Linked DNA regions of Mus musculus: region 2 is linked to region 1. Evidence: chromatin loops called from intact Hi-C (ENCODE). Cell type or tissue: heart. All regions are shown on one strand. Links, peaks and the distances in the headings refer to the core of each region. The heading gives the core; the rest is flanking DNA.

Region 1 (8,767 bases), core at 586-8,585:
AACACATATCTACAGGCATGGTTGTGTGTGTGTGTGTGTGTGTGTGTGTGTGTGTGTGTGTGTGTGTATGTGTGCATGTGCACGTATTTAGGCCGGACATTGACATGAAGATGTCTTCCTCATTTACCTCTCCATCTCAGTTATTGAGATAAAGTTAGCAAAATATTGGGCCTCTCAAGAAAAAACGCAAACAAACAAGCAAACAACAAACCCTTCACATGTCAGGGATCATACCACCACAGGCTGAGACATCAATATAGAAAAAAGGATCCAGCCAGGGCTGTCTTTCTCTGGGCTGTCATAGTCCTGCCATTGTTTAGAATGTGGTTTCTATGTGGGATGCCTCTGTAGCCTACCTCAACTTAAGGCCTGTAGGCTAGAAATGTGCACACAGAAGCCACCACTGGCGATTCTGAGCAGGAGGAACAATGAGGGAAGGAGGTAGTGAGTCCTATCAGCCAGGGCTGGACCACTGCACAACAGGGCACTGTGTACATGATCTCACTTCCTGAATATAACCAGTTTTTAAAAGGAAAATCACTGAAACACACAAAGGCAAAATGTACTTATTCATATATGAAATAACACAAATCACAGCAAGCATTCAGAATGTAGACCAAGGGAAGACTGGGGGTGGTATTTAATCACTAGCATCCTTTGGTGTTAAACATTGTCAGGAAGATGGGCATAATAATAACAGAGCCACTTTCTTCTGCTCTGTTCAGATCACAAAATTCTCCAGAGAGCATCTGCCAAGTGCAGTCCATGTTCACTGTTCCCATGCTCCGTAATCCATGCCCCACCCACAGCTGCTTAATGACAAAGTGGGTTAGAGCCTCACCAAACACCATCATTGTGTCTGTGTGGTAGATTTCAGTGGGTTGAGGGGGTTGCTGGTTTTAAGGGCAGTTCATTCTTTCCATCTCAGGATCAGCTGGCTGCCAGCTGAGGTCACTGTCAGCTGAGGCCACCACTGCCAGCTGAGGTCACTGTCTACCTTTTGTGCAAGAGTTGTCATTGTACATGTGATACATATCATACCTCTCTCCATCTGGGTTTCTCGACCTCCTATTGGTCCAACCTATAAGGGGAAGTTTGTATATACTGCCATGTTGTGACTAAAGCCTTATTGTTAGCCTTCCTGCTCAGATGGGAAGGTGTCTTGGGACTCAGAAGCCCAGAAACCACAGTTCTGAGGGGGAGAAGGTCTACCTGCTGTAGAAATTATTTAATCCGTACCTGGTGTTTGTACCCTGCCTTAGACCAATTATTTCCTGGATAAAAGACACACACCCCCCAACCTTTATATTTATACCAAGCCTTAAACAGCACAAGGGCTGGGCAGACGACTACCCTCTATACTGTTAGAATCAACTTTCCTATCGATAGCCTGAGTTATTACTTACTATGTTTCATCTGGGCTGATCTTAACTACAGTTGGCCAGCCCTCGGGGCCATGTTTTTATGACTCCTAATCAATGGAGCCTTCCCTTCCTCCTCCTCCAACTTCTTTGTTTTGTCATGGTTCTCCTCTGACCCCAAGCCCAGGAAACCTAAACCCCACCTGTGTCTCTTTTGTCTAGCTATTGGCTGTTGGCATCTTTATTTTCCAATCAGAAATAACTTGAGGGCAGAGTCTCTTGAGCCTATGTGCAGATGCTAGGCCTTGGCATTTCAATAGACAGTAAGACCAAACCTCAACATACCCCAATGGAAGGGCACCCTGAGACACAGCAGACCAGAAATCACACAGCTCTGAAGTGGGGCAGTGTCTCAATGGAAAAGGCATCCTGAGACACAGTGGTCCAGGAACCTTACAGCTCTGAGAGGAAGCCTCCTCAGCAGAGGCGCTGCAGCTCCCAGGGAGTGTGTTCCCAGCTGAGCTGAGCAGCTGAGGAGCTCAAGTCTGCCCCTCCTCTTTGCTTCTTCCCTTCTTCTCTTCACTGCTTCTTGTCTTCTTCAGTGAGAGAGTCACAGCAGGCAGCAAGTCTCATGAAAGAGATGTATTGGATTTATTGTTCCTGGTTGTGGAGTAATGGATCCAGGAGTGGCTGCCTATTTTCCCAAGAGGGAGCAGACAGCAGCAATTGGACAAAGGCCATTGCTCATTATGTAGGGGTTGTTGCTGCATGGCACTGTCTAGGGTAGAGATTTCCAGGGTGAGAGGGCTGGTTGGATTTCAAGTACTGAGCTTGGGGGAGCTCAGGGACTGATGGGCTTTTCTGTTCAGGGATTGGTAGGTTTCTGTGAGAAGTTCACAGATTGGTGGGTTTTAGTATTCAGGGATTGACGACTTTTGTTCAGACGTTCACCTAAAACTACCATAATCTGGGGAGGGTCCTGTTGAGGGGCTGGAGATGGACTTTGTGGCAGGTACAGAGGCTGGAAACACAGTTATGAGAGTTAGGGAGGTCTGGGAAGCAGGCTGTGCCTGCTGGAGCTCTTCAGGCCTGGCCTCTTTCCTGCCTTGAGGGTTTACAAAGTTTACAGAGTATACAACGTTTACAACGGGCATCCATTGAAGGAAAAGCCTTTCCTGCCTCTTAAGTGGCCTGAATAACCAACACTTAGCTCCTACATCTGGTTCACCTTAGACCCTCAATCTCTGAGGACCTGCCTCCTTCTCGACCTATATGTTTGCATCCTGCTCCACACTCTGCAAATGTTCCACTCTTCCCAAACACCCACCTTCCTTGTCCTCCCCATTTCCATTCCATTCCTCCTCCCACTTATACCCCCTAATCCTCCCTCCCTCCTGCTCTCATACCCTTCCTAGCCTGACCCTTCCCTATTCTCCACTCCCCTGGCTCCCATCAGAGAACACAGAGACAGGCATTCACTCCTAAGAGCTTGATTTTATTTCATCATCTGACCACCAGGGGCTGCAAAGTTGCTGTCTTCACAGTTGCATACTGGTCAGGGTGGAGACCTCTGGATGCTGATAGGTGTTTCTGAGGTCTCTGTCCTCCATCCTTCTTCACTGGCTGTCCAGCTCATAGCTTGTGGTGCTGCTGGTACTGCTGTCCTCGCTCTTGTCAAGATCATACTGTACATCCTGGTTAGGCTTCTCATTTACGCGATGGTAAAGGCATAATCTTTGTGGTTTTATTTCTTTCTTCACCTTAACCAAGGGAGTCTGAGCTCTTGGGGGGAGTGGCTTTTTCACAGTGGCTTGATTGAATATGTTCATAAACACTGGTTTCTTAGTTTCCTGGAAGGAGATCACAGGGAGGGATTGGTTTGGAGAAAGAAAGTGGAGATGGGGAGGAAACAGGAGCTCATGGGAAGGGGCGAGGTCTCGGGGTGAATGTGCTGTGAGGACAAGGTAGGTAGACTAGACAAGGAGTAGAGGTGAAGCAGCTCACCTTGACTTTATATTTGAACTTCTCATTCTTCTTCACAGCTTGGGTGGTGGCACTTTTTGATTCAGCCATGTGAAATTCTTGTAACTTTGTATTTATTAACCCCATTTCGGTGTTTTACTGGAATTTAGCCAGGACCTTCAGACCCTCTACTGAAATTTCTCTTGCTGGATAAGGAGTAGCCCTGCCCTTGCATTGTTTGGTCAGGAAGCCACGCCCCTACCTAGTCTAGCCCCGTGGGTGGGGGAAGGGCTTAAAAGGCACAGAGTACCAATTTGTTGGCCCTGTAGGAGGAGTGTGGGCTAGGTGGTCTAGTTAGAGAAGAGAGGCATTTCCTTAGCTTCCTAGGGTCTTCCATACTGTCCTGCCCACCCATTCTCATTTCCCCACGTGAATTTAGGAGGGAGACAGGGCAAAGCGAGGGTGTGCCTCTCTACATTTCCCATACACATGAGAGTCAGTGGTGTATTCCATGTTCTCCCGCTCTTCCTTATTCTGTCCCTCTTGTATGTGTGTGTGTGTGTGTGTGTGTGTGTGTGTGTGTGTGAGTGTGTGTGAGTGTGTGTGCGCGTGTGCGTGTGCGTGTGCGTGTGAGTGTGTGTGCGTGTGCGTGTGCGTGTGCGTGTGTGTGTGAGTGTGTGTGTGTGTGTGTGAGTGTGTGTGTGTGTGTGTGTGTGTGTGTGTGTGTGTGTGTGTTAAAGTGACTGTACTTCTCTGTGGAGATGCGCTTCCGTGCCTTTCCCTTGACATTCTCTCTGGAGTACCTCCATTGCCTCACGTCTTGGTTAACCACTATGTTCCATCGCTTTGCTTTGTCCTAGAGTCTGCTTATGATTCCTTGGTTTTTGTTTTCCAGTGAAAACTCGTTGCTTTTAGCATATCACTATGGGTAGACTCTCTGCATTGGGAATTCTATTCTTATTTCAAGTCTGAGGGTCATGTTAGTGCCCTACAAGATTTGGGATTTGTGGTGTGTTTGGGGAAGGTGATGGTAGTGAGCTGAAGCAAATATTCACATGCCAGAAGGTGGCCATGCTGGAAATTGTGAGTGAAGACTAATGTTCATTCATGGGGAAGAGGTTCACACAAGCAGAGGTGCATGGGCCTCAGGAGTAACAGTGTTTTCCACCTGTGCCAGTAGGAACCAGGGTCTTTTCTTGCTAAATTTTATTGCTATCTCTGTTGACATCCTACCTTCCTTAGAGCCCTTCTCACAATTGAGACACTAGTGGATTTATTTTTATGAATAGCTCTAACAGGTTTCTTTTTTTCCTCCGTAGAGAACAGTGTAATCTTATCTTACTCATGTATCACCCAGTATATAGACTCAGTCTCCCATTCACCTTTTCGTCCAGTATAAATGGGATAGCTACAGGCACTATATTACTGAATATCTAGCAAGTTCAGCTGCCTGAGGTCTTCACCTGGGCCCATAAACCTTTGCCTTTATGTTGTTACTGGATTTTCATGTGTGTATTTGCTTCCTTTGGACTAGTGGTTGCATTCTTACAGCAATGTTCTGTATATACCATCAAAATATTTAAAAGTCAGAATAAAAATTATACAAACAAATTGAAAACATAGCTCAAAACTAGAAAACAGTGGCTCCTATACCATTAATATCTATAAGAAGTCTTATTTTTTTAAAATGAGGAAACTTGACAAAAAATTGTGAAAAAGGAAAAGACATGGAGGTGCAACTGATGGGAAAGGTAAGCCCTTAAGCATCTTATTAAAGATGCTTGAGCTCATCATGGTAAGAACAGTCATATGAAAACTACCATAGAAGTCAAAGCTAACCCATAACTCTCACATTGTTTAGGATTTTACAAACAATATGACATAGTTGTAGCTATTTCATCTATTACAAAAATTAGGTAGACAATGGAAATTATAAAAGGAATTAAAAAATCTCTTGGAACTGGATCTCATAGCATGCAACTTGGTGAGTACAGTAGATGACACTAGGAACAAATTAGAGATTGAAGAAGGAGAAAAGTGTATATGCTTCAATATATAGTAATAGAAACTACTCAGAACGTGGGTACTTGGCTCTCTAGACATCTGTTTATTCATCTACTCACAGGATCTCACAACCTTGTCCTTTGGAGGTAAACATAGTCATAATTGCTTAATGTCAGAGGACTAGATGGGTAAACCCAGCACATATTTTTCAAATTTCTTTTTATCTAACGTTTGTGTGCAGTGTCCTTCCCTCTAACAGATATCATCCTTTAGAATGAAGACAGTTTTACATCTTTCAATTAGGCAAGGGTATGTTAGAAAATCTCTTTATAGCCAACTCAAAAACCTTAAAATCATGGAAACAGTGGAGTTCCTATGACACATCTTGGAGAAGAGAAATTGGAATTCCTGACTTGAGAAAGAGGATCAAGTCAGAAATTATTGAAAAAAGTATATATCATAACATCACAAACTCCAAACAAGTCAACATTTTAAGATGTTGGCAAATTGCATGAGCAATTTAAATGTAAAGGAAAGAATGTATACTAAGCAGCAGAGTCTCAGGAATATTGTTAGAGGTCTCATATTATCCAATCATAATAATACATAGAAAACATTTGTCATCAAGAAAAATTGAGTTGGTTGAAAAAATAGTTTTATAGAGCAATGTAGGAGAATGTATAATCTCAGATACAGAATTTGTAAAGGGAAGTGGTAGTTGTGAAGAAGACTGGAAAAGCTGAGTAAAAAAGTAGTGACTAGAAGAATGAGAATTCAAAACCATTTTGTCTTAAGCAATCTTTTACTAATAAGAACTACTTTATAAATTTTGCTTGTCATGCATTATCTGATAAGGAACATTTTAACGTAGTAACTCCAAATATATTCTCCTTTAAAATGAAAATAAGCAGAAAATTCAAAAGCAAAGTATATTTCAAAAAATTAGTATCAGAATCAAAACTTTTTCTAAGTAGAGAAAAATCATGTTTTAAAATTTTCTGGTAAAATTTTCATAATGAAAAATAATTGTTATAGATGATTCAAGTTAGAGATAAGAAATTATGAAGAATTTTCTCTCTAAAAATGTGAAAATTTGATAAAATGGAAATATTTTTAAAAGCCTAATATATCAAACCCATTTGATAAGAATTAGAAACCCACATAAAGAACACTTAAATGAATGAAGTCTCTAAACAGCAATCTTCTCACAATGGAAACTGTAGGGGTGGATGGTTTTACTGGTAAGTTCTAGTGAACATCCAAACAAGAAAGCATTCCAGTATTTCCTAAAACAGATAACAAGTGAACATTCCCTGATTTATTTTAGGAATCACACATAGTCTTAATGCTGATTGGAAGAAATATTGAAGGGAAGGAAAAATAACGGTCAGGCATATTCATCTCCATAGATGGCAATAGTCTAACCAAAATGAAAATGAATAGAACTCAATAATTTATAAAACACTATAATCAAAACTACTCAAGTTCTTTTTTTGCTGCTATAAAAGAATACCTCCACATGGGTGATTTATAAAAAACAGAAATTAATTTTCATACCATTATTGATACAAGAAAGACAAGGTCAAGGTGCTAATACCTAGCTAGGTACTTCTTAATGTGTCATCCTCTATGGGGAAGACAGGAGGGCATGTGACAGTAAGAGAGAAGCTTGGAATCACTCTTTTATAGCAAATCCACTCTTTTAATAAAGTGTTAATTGACTTATAAAAGCAGAGATTCTAAAATGTCCTACCCCTTACTATTTTTATAATTGCAATTGCATTTCAATATCAATTTTGGATGTACATGCATTCAAACTATAGCAGTAGTCAAATAGTATACATTCCAAGAATATAAGGTTACCTTTGTACAATTAAATGTAATTCACTGTATCAATAGATTAAAGGATTAAAATGGTATGGCCATCTCTATAGATGGAGATATACTATTTGATAAAGTTGATATTCTTCCATATTAAGAATTAAAACCATATAGGAGAAGTATAGTTGTGTTGCATGATAGATTAAGGATCATGATAAACCTGCCTGTTCATAAAAACAATGATAATTATTGGCCAAATGTCATAACCGACACTTTCAGAACTTTGGAAATTCACCAAAGACTAGCAAAAACTTGAGAAATATTTAATCAAGGAAAGCTGAAAAACCTCAAAAAGGCCAATGGGGTTGTGGTTTGGGGTTTGTAAACTTCTTTTTTTATTGGTTATTTTATTATTGATTTACATTTCAAGTGTTAGCCCCTTTCCCGGTTTCCCCTCAGCAAACCCCTATCCCATCCCCTCCCTCTGCTTATATGATGGTGCTTTCCCATCTGTTCACCCACTCCTGCCTCCCTGCCCTGGCATTCCCTACTTCTTTTCATTGGCTGCTATATACTAAAAAAGACCCTCCAGGGCTGGAGAAATGGCTCAGTGATTAAGAGTAATTACAGTTATCTTGGAACACCCAAATTTGATTCCTAGAATCCACATGGTGACTTGCAACTGTCTATAACACCAGTTCAGGAGGATATGACACCCTTCTCTAACCTCTGTGGGCACCAGACATGTATATGGTATACAGATAAATACATGGACAAAAGGCTCATGCTCATAAAATAGATATTAAAAGAAAGAAAAGAACAAGAAGCTTCTCTGACCATAGTTGAGAACAGCACAGGTCTATGGGTATAAACTTAGGTACTTTGAAGGCAAGTTGACATCTTTCACCTATGCTTCCATAGTCTGTTCATGCCATAGCCTTCATAGAGTAGACCTTGGTTTCCATCATGCCCTCATATGATCCTTGAATGTATGCTATTGATGTGTGACTTTTACAGATTTTTCAGAAATTAATGTGCCCAAGTTTCTGTAGTGGGTAGAAAAGATAGGATTCATCCATGGTCAGTCCTGACATAGAGAAAGTAAGAATTTTAAAAAGTAATGTTATTAGTGTGAAGATACATTTTTTCTCAGAATATAAGAACAATAATTATGCTAAAAACTTTCAATTGCTCCTCAATATCCCTTCGTTTTCTTACCTTATGAAAATTAAGCACATCTATACTCTGAAGTCAATTACAGCTTCAGAAAGACTAGTAAGTGGTTCTTGTCGTTATAGGCTTTTGACTGAGTAATGAGTGACATATTGTTGTCCTTTTGACTGTTCCTTCTTGGCCCTTCACTGAGCGCTGTATAGGAGTGCTGAAGAAAAGCCTAGACCTTAGTATTTTGTAGAAATGTAGAAATCATAGAAATGATGCAAAATATCATTTCTGCCTTTTATAGACTATGTCTCTTTTTGTAAGATTCTTCATTTATCAATGCTAGCACCCTTGTCTATCCAACAGAACTCAGCAGTTCCTGGATCATTTGGCTGCCTTATGGTATGAACACTAATGCATGGCAAGTGCCTGGCATCAATAAGATTACAACTATACAG
Region 2 (8,767 bases), core at 475-8,474, 1.1 Mb after region 1:
TGATCATGGGATGGATCCCTGCATATGGCAGTCTCTAGATGGTCCATCCTTTTGTCACAGCTCCAAACTTTGTCTCTGTAACTCCTTCCATGGGTGTTTTATTCCCAATTCTAAGAAGGGGCAAAGTGTCCACACTTTGGTCTTCCTTCTTAAGTTTCATGTGTTTTGCAAATTGTATCTTTTATCTTGGGTATTCTAAGTTTCTGGGCTAATATCCACTTATTAGTGAGTACATAACATTTGAGTTCTTTTGTGATTGTGTTACCTCTCTCAGGATGATGCCCTCCAGGTCCATCCATTTGCCTAGGAATTTCATAAATTCATTCTTTTTAATAGCTGAGTAGTACTCCATTGTATAAATGTACCACATTTTTTGTATCCATTCCTCTGTTGAGGGGCATCTGGGTTCTTTCCAGCTTCTGGCTATTATAAATAAGGCTGCTATGAACATAGTGGAGCATGTGTCCTTACCGGTCGGGACATCTTCTGGATATATGCCCAGGAGAGGTATTGCGGGATCCTCTGGTAGTACTATGTCCAATTTTCTGAGGAACCGCCAGTCTGATTTCCAGAGTGGTTGTACAAGCTTGCAATCCCACCAACAATGGAGGAGTGTTCCTCTTTCTCCACATCCACGCCAGCATCTGCTGTCACCTGAATTTTTGATCTTAGCCATTCTGAGTGGTGTGAGGTGGAATCTCAGGGTTGTTTTGATTTGCATTTCCCTGATGATTAAGGATGTTGAACATTTTTTCAGGTGCTTCTCAGCCATTTGGTATTCCTCAAGTGAGAATTCTTTGTTCCTCCATTGTTGGTGGGATTGCAAGCTTGTACAACCACTCTGGAAATCATTCTGGCAGTTTCTCAGAAAATTGGACATGGTACTACTGGAGGATCCTGCAATACCTCTCCTGGGCATATATCCAGAAGATGTTCCAACTAGTAAGAAAGAAACACGCTCCACTATGTTCACAGCAGCCTTATTTATAATAGCCAGAAGCTGGAAAGAACCCAGATGCCCCTCAACAGAGGAATGGATACAAAAAATGTGGTACATTTACACAATGGAGTACTACTCAGCTATTAAAAAGAATGAATTTATGAAATTCCCAGGCAAATGGATGGACCTGAAGGGCATTATCCTGAGAGAGGTAACCCAATCACAAAGGAACTCACACAATATATACTCACTGATAAGTGGATATTAGCCCAGAAACTTAGAATACCCAAGATATAAGTTACAATTTGCAAAACACATGAAACTCAAGAAGAATGAAGACCAAAGTGTGGACACTTTGCCCCTTCTTAGAATTGGGAACAAAACACCCATGGAAGGAGTTACAGAGACACAGTTTGGAGCTGAGACAAAAGGATGAAGCATCTAGAGACTGCCATATCCAGGGATCCATCCCATAATCAGCCTCCAAACGCTGACAACATTGCATACACTAGCAAGATTGTGCTGATAGGAGCCTGATATAGCAGTCTCTAGTGAGACTATGCCGGAGCCTAGCAAACACAGAAGTGGATGCTCACAGTCAGCTATTGGACAGATCACAGGGCCCCCAATGGAGGAGCTAGAGAATGTACCCAAGGAGCTAAAGGGATCTGCAACCCTATAGGTGGAACAACATTATGAACTAACCAGTACCCCAGAGCTCTTGACTCTAGCTGTGTAAGTATCAAAAGATAGCCTAGTCGGCCATCACTGGAAAGAGAGGCCCATTGGACTTGCAAACTTTATATGCCCCAGTACAGGGGAATGCCAGGGCCAAAAAGTGGGAATGGGTGAGTTGTGGTGTGTGGGGGAGGGTATGGGGGACTTTTGGGATAGCATTGGAAATGTAAATGAGGAAAATACCTAATTTTAAAAAAATGCAATAAAAAAAAGAACATCTACCCAACTTAAAAAAAATAATGTAAAGGAAGCTGTTTCAGTATTCAAACACATGTGAATTGATTTAAAAAATAAATTACTTAAAACTTAAAAATGCAGAATTTCATAAGTGATTATTTTAGATTAGTTTAATATTCATATCCTATACTGTAATTTTTGTGAATTTTGACAGTATTACTAATCTACAGCTGGAATATCAAACACAAGAATTGTACCACGCTCAGATGTTCCTTGTGTCTTCCTTATTAATTTTTTTGGTTATTTTATTGATTTACCTTTCAATGTTTTCCCCTTTCCAGGTTTCCCCTCTGCAAGTCTCCTATCACCTCCCCTTCCCCTGCTTCTATGAGGATGCTCCCCCTCCCACTCACCCACCCCATGTCACCACCCTAGCATCCCCCTATGCTGGGTCATCGAACCTCCACAGGACCAAGGGGCTCCCCTCCTATTGATGCCAGATAAAGCCATCCTCTGCTACATATGCAGCTAGAGCCATGGGTCCCTCCATGTGTACTCTTTGGTTGGTGGTTTAGTCCCTGGGAGCTCTGGGGGGTCTGGTTGATTGATATTTTTGTTCTTCCTGTGGGGTTGCAAACCCCTTCAGCTCCTTCAGTCCTTTCTCTATCTCCTGCCTTGGGGGTCCCCATGCTCAGTCAAATGGTTGGCTGCAAGCATCTGCATCTGAATTGGTCAGTTGTTGGCATAGCCTCTCAGGAGACAGTTTTTAACTTCATTCTATATGTGTGGCAAGTACTAGAATGGTTTCTGGATGTTTCATGTGATGGCTAGTTTTATGTTATCTTCACATAGCCAGAGTCATTTTGGAAGATAAGACAATTCAGAAAATGCTTCTACCAAAATGGTCTGTGGTACATTTTCTTGACTGCTGAGTGATGTGGAAGAGCCCAGCTTATTGTGACCAGTACCACCCCTGTACTAAAGCTCTCTCTCAGGTGCTTTAAGAATGCTGGCTGAGCATGCCAGGAGGACATGCTGAAAGTGAGTACACACAAAAAACTCACAAAGGTGAAGACCTCAGGCAGCTGAACTTGCTAGATATTCAGTAATATAGTGCCTGTAGCTAACCCATTTTCTACTGGGATGAAAAGGTGAATGGGAGACTGAGTCTATATACTGGGTGATACATGAGTAAGATAAAATTACACTGTTCTCTATGGAGGAAAATAAGAAACCTGTTAGATGGTTTTAGATATTAGCCCAAAAACTTAATATAGTGAGATATAAGGTACAATTTGCAAAACACATGAAACTGAAGAATGAAGACCAAAGTGTGGACACTTTGCCCCGTCTTAGAATTGGAAACAATCACCCATGGAAGGAGTTACAGAGACAAAGTTTGGAGCTGAGACAAAAGGACGGACCATCAAGAGACTGCCATATCCAGGGATCCATCCCATAATTAGCCTCCAAATGATGACACCATTTCATACACTAGCAAGCGTTTGGTGCAAGGACCATGATATAGCCGTCTCTTGTGAGACTAGGCTGGGGCCTATCCACAGAAGTTGATGCTCACAGTCAACTATTGGATGGATCACAGGGCCCCCAAGGGAAGAGCTGGAGAAAGTACCCAAGGAGCTAAAGAGATCTGCAACCCTGTAGATGCAACATTATGAACTAACCAATACCCCTGAGCTCTTGACTCTAGCTGCATATGTATCAAAAGATGCCCTAGTCGGCCATCACTGGAAAGAGAGGCCCACTGGATAGGCAAACTTTATATGCCCCAGTACAGGGGAACACCAGGGCCAAAAAATGGGAATGGGTGGGTAGAGGAGTGGGGGGGGGCGAGGGTATGGGAGGCTTTTGGGATAGCATTGGAAATGTAATTGAGGAAAATACATAATAAAAAAAATAAGAGAAAAAAAAGACAAAAGAAACCTGTTAGCGCTATTCATAAAACTAAATCCACTAGTGTCTCAATTGTGAGAAGGGCTCTAAGGAAGGCAGGATGTCAACAGAGTTAGCAATAAAATTTAGCAAAAAAAAGACCCTGGTTCCTACTGGCACAGGTGGAGAACACTGTTACTCCTGAGGCCCATGCACCTCTGCTTGTGCGAACCTCTTCCCCATGAATGAACATTAGTCTTCACTCACAATTTCCAGCATGGCCACCTTCTGGCATGTGAATATTTGCTTCAGCTCACTACCATCACCTTCTCCAAACAAACCACAAATCCCAAATCTTGTAGGGCACTAACATGACCCTCAGACTTGAAATAAAAATAGGATTCCCAATGCAGAGAGTCTACCCATAGTGACATGCTAAACGCAATGAGTTTTCACTGGAAAACAAAAACCAAGGAATCATAAGCAGACTCTAGGACAAAGCAAAGCGATGGAACATAGTGGTTAACCAAGACGTGAGGCAATGGAGGTACTCCAGAGAGAATGTCAAGGAAAAGGCACGGAAGCGCATCTCTACAGAGAAGTACAGTCACTTTAACACACACACACACACACACACACACACTCACACACACACACAGACACACACACACACATACCAGAGGGACAGAATAAGGAAGAGCGGGAGAACATGGAATACACCACTGACTCTCATGTGTATGGGAAATGTAGAGAGGCACACCCTCGCTTTGCCCTGTCTCCCTCCTAAATTCACGTGGGGAAGTGAGAATGGGTGGGCAGGGCAGTATGGAAGACCCTAGGAGGCTAAGGTAATGCCTCTCTTCCCTAAGCAGACCACCTAGCCCACACTCTCCCTACAGGGCCAACAAATTGGTACTCTGTGCCTTTTAAGCCCTTCCCCCACCCACGGGGCTAGACTAGGTAGGGGCGTGGCTTCCTGACCAAACAATGCAAGGGCAGGGCTACTCCTTATCCAGCAAGAGAAATTTCAGTAGAGGGTCTGAAGGTCCTGGCTAAATTCCAGTAAAACAACGAAATGGGGTTAATAAATACAAAGTTACAAGAATTTCACATGGCTGAATCAAAAAGTGCCACCACCCAAGCTGTGAAGAAGAATGAGAAATTCAAATATAAAGTCAAGGTGAGCTGCTTCACCTCTACCCCTTGTCTAGTCTCCCTACCTTGTCCTCACAGCACATTCACCCCGAGACCTCGCCCCTTCCCATGAGCTCCTGTTTCCTCCCCATCTCCACTTTCTTTCTCCAAACCAATCCCTCCCTGTGATCTCCTTCCAGGAAACTAAGAAACCAGTGTTTATGAACATATTCAATCAAGCCACTGTGAAAAAGCCACTCCCCCCAAGAGCTCAGACTCCCTTGGTTAAGGTGAAGAAAGAAAGAAAACCACAAAGATTATGCCTTTACCATCGCGTAAATGAGAAGCCTAACCAGGATGTACAGTATGATCTTGACAAGAGCGAGGACAGCAGTACCAGCAGCACCACAAGCTATGAGCTGGACAGCCAGTGAAGAAGGATGGAGGACAGAGACCTCAGAAACACCTATCAGCATCCAGAGGTCTCCACCCTGACCAGTATGCAACTGTGAAGACAGCAACTTTGCAGCCCCTGGTGGTCAGATGATGAAATAAAATCAAGCTCTTAGGAGTGAATGCCTGTCTCTGTGTTCTCTGATGGGAGCCAGGGGAGTGGAGAATAGGGAAGGGTCAGGCTAGGAAGGGTGTGAGAGCAGGAGGGAGGGAGGATTAGGGGGTATAGGTGGGAGGAGGAATGGAATGGAAATGGGGAGGACAAGGAAGGTGGGTGGTTGGGAAGGGTGGAACATTTGCAGAGTGTGGAGCAGGATGCAAACATATAGGTCGAGAAGGAGGCAGGTCCTCAGAGATTGAGGGTCTAAGGTGAAGCAGATGTAGGAGCTAAGTGTTGGTTATTCAGGCCACTTAAGAGGCAGGAAAGGCTTTTCCTTCAATGGATGCCCGTTGTAAACGTTGTATACTCTGTAAACTTTGTAAACCCTCAAGGCAGGAAAGAGGCCAGGCCTGAAGAGCTCCAGCAGGCACAGCCTGCTTCCCAGACCTCCCTAACTCTCATAACTGTGTTTCCAGTCTCTGTACCTGCCACAAAGTCCATCTCCAGCCCCTCAACAGGACCCTCCCCAGATTATGGTAGTTTTAGGTGAACGTCTGAACTAAAGTCGTCAATCCCTGAATACTAAAACCCACCAATCTGTGAACTTCTCACAGAAACCTACCAATCCCTGAACTTCTCACAGAAACCTACCAATCCCTGAACTTCTCACAGAAACCTACCAATCCCTGAACTTCTCACAGAAACCTACCAATCCCTGAACAGAAAAGCCCATCAGTCCCTGAGCTCCCCCAAGCTCAGTACTTGAAATCCAACCAGCCCTCTCACCCCGGAAATCTCTACCCTAGACAGTGCCATGCAGCAACAACCCCTACATAATAAGCAATGGCCTTTGTCCAATTGCTGCTGTCTGCTCCCTCTTGGGAAAATAGGCAGCCACTCCTGGATCCGTTACTCCACAACCAGGAACAATAAATCCAATACATCTCTTTCATGAGACTTGCTGCCTGCTGTGACTCTCTCACTGAAGAAGACAAGAAGCAGTGAAGAGAAGAAGGGAAGAAGCAAAGAGGAGGGGCAGACGAGCTCCTCAGCTGCTCAGCTCAGCTGGGAACACACTCCCTGGGAGCTGCAGCGCCTCTGCTGAGGAGGCTTCCTCTCAGAGCTGTAAGGTTCCTGGACCACTGTGTCTCAGGATGCCTTTTCCATTGAGACACTGCCCCACTTCAGAGCTGTGTGATTCCTGGTCTGCTGTGTCTCAGGGTGCCCTTCCATTGGGGTATGTTGAGGTTTGGTCTTACTGTCTATTGAAATGCCAAGGCCTAGCGTCTGCACATAGGCTCAAGAGACTCTGCCCTCAAGTTATTTCTGATTGGAAAATAAAGATGCCAACAGCCAATAGCTAGACAAAAGAGACACAGGTGGGGTTTAGGTTTCCTGGGCTTGGGGTCAGAGGAGAACCATGACAAAACAAAGAAGTTGGAGGAGGAGGAAGGGAAGGCTCCATTGATTAGGAGTCATAAAAACATGGCCCCGAGGGCTGGCCAACTGTAGTTGAGATCAGCCCAGATGAAACATAGTAAGTAATAGCTCAGGCTATCGATAGGAAAGTTGATTCTAACAGTATAGAGGGTAGTCGTCTGCCCAGCCCTTGTGCTGTTTAAGGCTTGGTATAAATATAAAGGTTGGGGGGGTGTGTCTTTTATCCAGGAAATAATTGGTCTAAGGCAGGGTACAAACACCAGGTACGGGTTAAATAATTTCTACAGCAGGTAGACCTTCTCCCCCTCAGAGCTGTGGTTTCTGGGCTTCTGAGTCCCAAGATACCTTCCCATCTGAGCAGGAAGGCTAACAATAAGGATTTAGTCACAACATGGCAGTATATACAAACTTCCCCTTACAGGTTGGACCAATAGGAGGTCGAGAAACCCAGATGGAGAGAGGTATGATATGTATCACATGTACAATGACAACTCTTGCGCAAAAGGTAGACAGTTACCTCAGCTGGCAGTGGTGGCCTCAGCTGACAGTGACCTCAGCTGGCAGCCAGCTGATCCTGAGATGGAAAGAATGAACTGCCCTTAAAACCAGCAACCCCCTCAACCCACTGAAATCTACCACACAGACACAATGATGGTGTTTGGTGAGGCTCTAACCCACTTTGTCATTAAGCAGCTGTGGGTGGGGCATGGATTACGGAGCATGGGAACAGTAAACATGGACTGCACTTGGCAGATGCTCTCTGGAGAATTTTGTGATCTGAACAGAGCAGAAGAAAGTGGCTCTGTTATTATTATGCCCATCTTCCTGACAATGTTTAACACCAAAGGATGCTAGTGATTAAATACCACCCCCAGTCTTCCCTTGGTCTAAATTCTGAATGCTTGCTGTGATTTGTGTTATTTCATATATGAATAAGTACATTTTGCCTTAGTATGTTTCAGTGGTTTTCCTTTTAAAAACTGGTTATGTTCAGGAAGTGAAATCATATGCCCTGTTGTGCAGTGGTCCAACCCTGGCTGATAGGACTCACTACCTCCTTCCCTCATTGTTCCTCCTGCTGGGAATAGCCAGTGGTGGCTTCTGTGTGCTCATTTCTAGCCTACAGGCCTTAAGTTGAGGTAGGATACAGAGGCGTCTCACATGGAAACCACATTCTAAACGACGGCAGGACTATGACAGTCCAGAGAAGGACAGCCCTGGCTGGATCCTTTTTCTATATTGATGTTTCAGTCTGTGCTGATATGACATCTTTCTTCAATTAAGAACCATTCAGGAAGGCACCGTTGCTGAAGGCAATACCACACAAATCACTGTATATAGAAAAGTAGATATCATGCCTACGCAGATATCTTTCTAGCATCTTTGGTATAGGAAGGTACTCTGCATGATACCAAAAGAGAAATGTAAAAATGAAACGTAGCTACAAAGCCCTTGATATTCAATGCTGTTGAGTAACAAAACATCATATTTGGCATATGGCCTACTCTACAACATGGAACCCATACCTAACAGTGCTGGGGTGACCAAAAACATGAAACTAGATAGTCCAGCGACTTAGGGTAAAACCAAATTCTACTGTTCTTTAAAAAAAAAAAAAAGCCAATAAAATGACTCTAATGACATTTTCCTATACTTACCTATCACTCAGCACATTGCTCAGCCATCATTAGAGAAGCTTCCTCCTGCAGCAAATGAGAACACATACAAAAGAGTAAGAGACCTAGGAACACACAGTTCTAAAGATCAAGTCTTTGCTCTCAGCAGTCATGGAACCCAATAGAAGAGAAGGCAGAATGTGTTAAGAGCTAGAAGGAATTGAGAACAACTTCTCTGGACATCTTTTCCTTCTGCTTGTTTTGTTTAATTCCAAT

Evidence for each region. A loop is a pair of places that touch in the nucleus more often than their neighbours do. Peaks named below come from ENCODE experiments on the same cell type or tissue, not always from the same donor. Only the 100,000 strongest peaks of a DNase experiment are listed, where the experiment ranks them.
Region 2: it touches region 1 in a loop (10-fold over the local background); 11 of 42 quality-filtered maps call a loop at or near these places.

The regions. Positions count from the first base shown.
Region 1 is chrX:68,889,538-68,898,304 of GRCm38, forward strand. It overlaps Gm6812 (predicted gene 6812), which reads right to left and starts at 3,516. Exons shown (of 2, transcript NM_001098842.2): 1 at 3,366-3,516; 2 at 2,836-3,211. The coding sequence starts at 3,470. The coding sequence ends at 2,978. In heart, for the core only: no CTCF peak of the experiment used is centred there; no DNase peak of the experiment used is centred there.
Region 2 is chrX:69,940,523-69,949,289 of GRCm38, forward strand. It overlaps 1700020N15Rik (RIKEN cDNA 1700020N15 gene), which reads left to right and starts at 4,759. Exons shown (of 2, transcript NM_029316.1): 1 at 4,759-4,928; 2 at 5,083-5,458. The coding sequence starts at 4,824. The coding sequence ends at 5,316. 1700111N16Rik (RIKEN cDNA 1700111N16 gene) reads right to left here. Exons shown (of 9, transcript NR_033213.2): 8 at 8,534-8,578. In heart, for the core only: no CTCF peak of the experiment used is centred there; no DNase peak of the experiment used is centred there.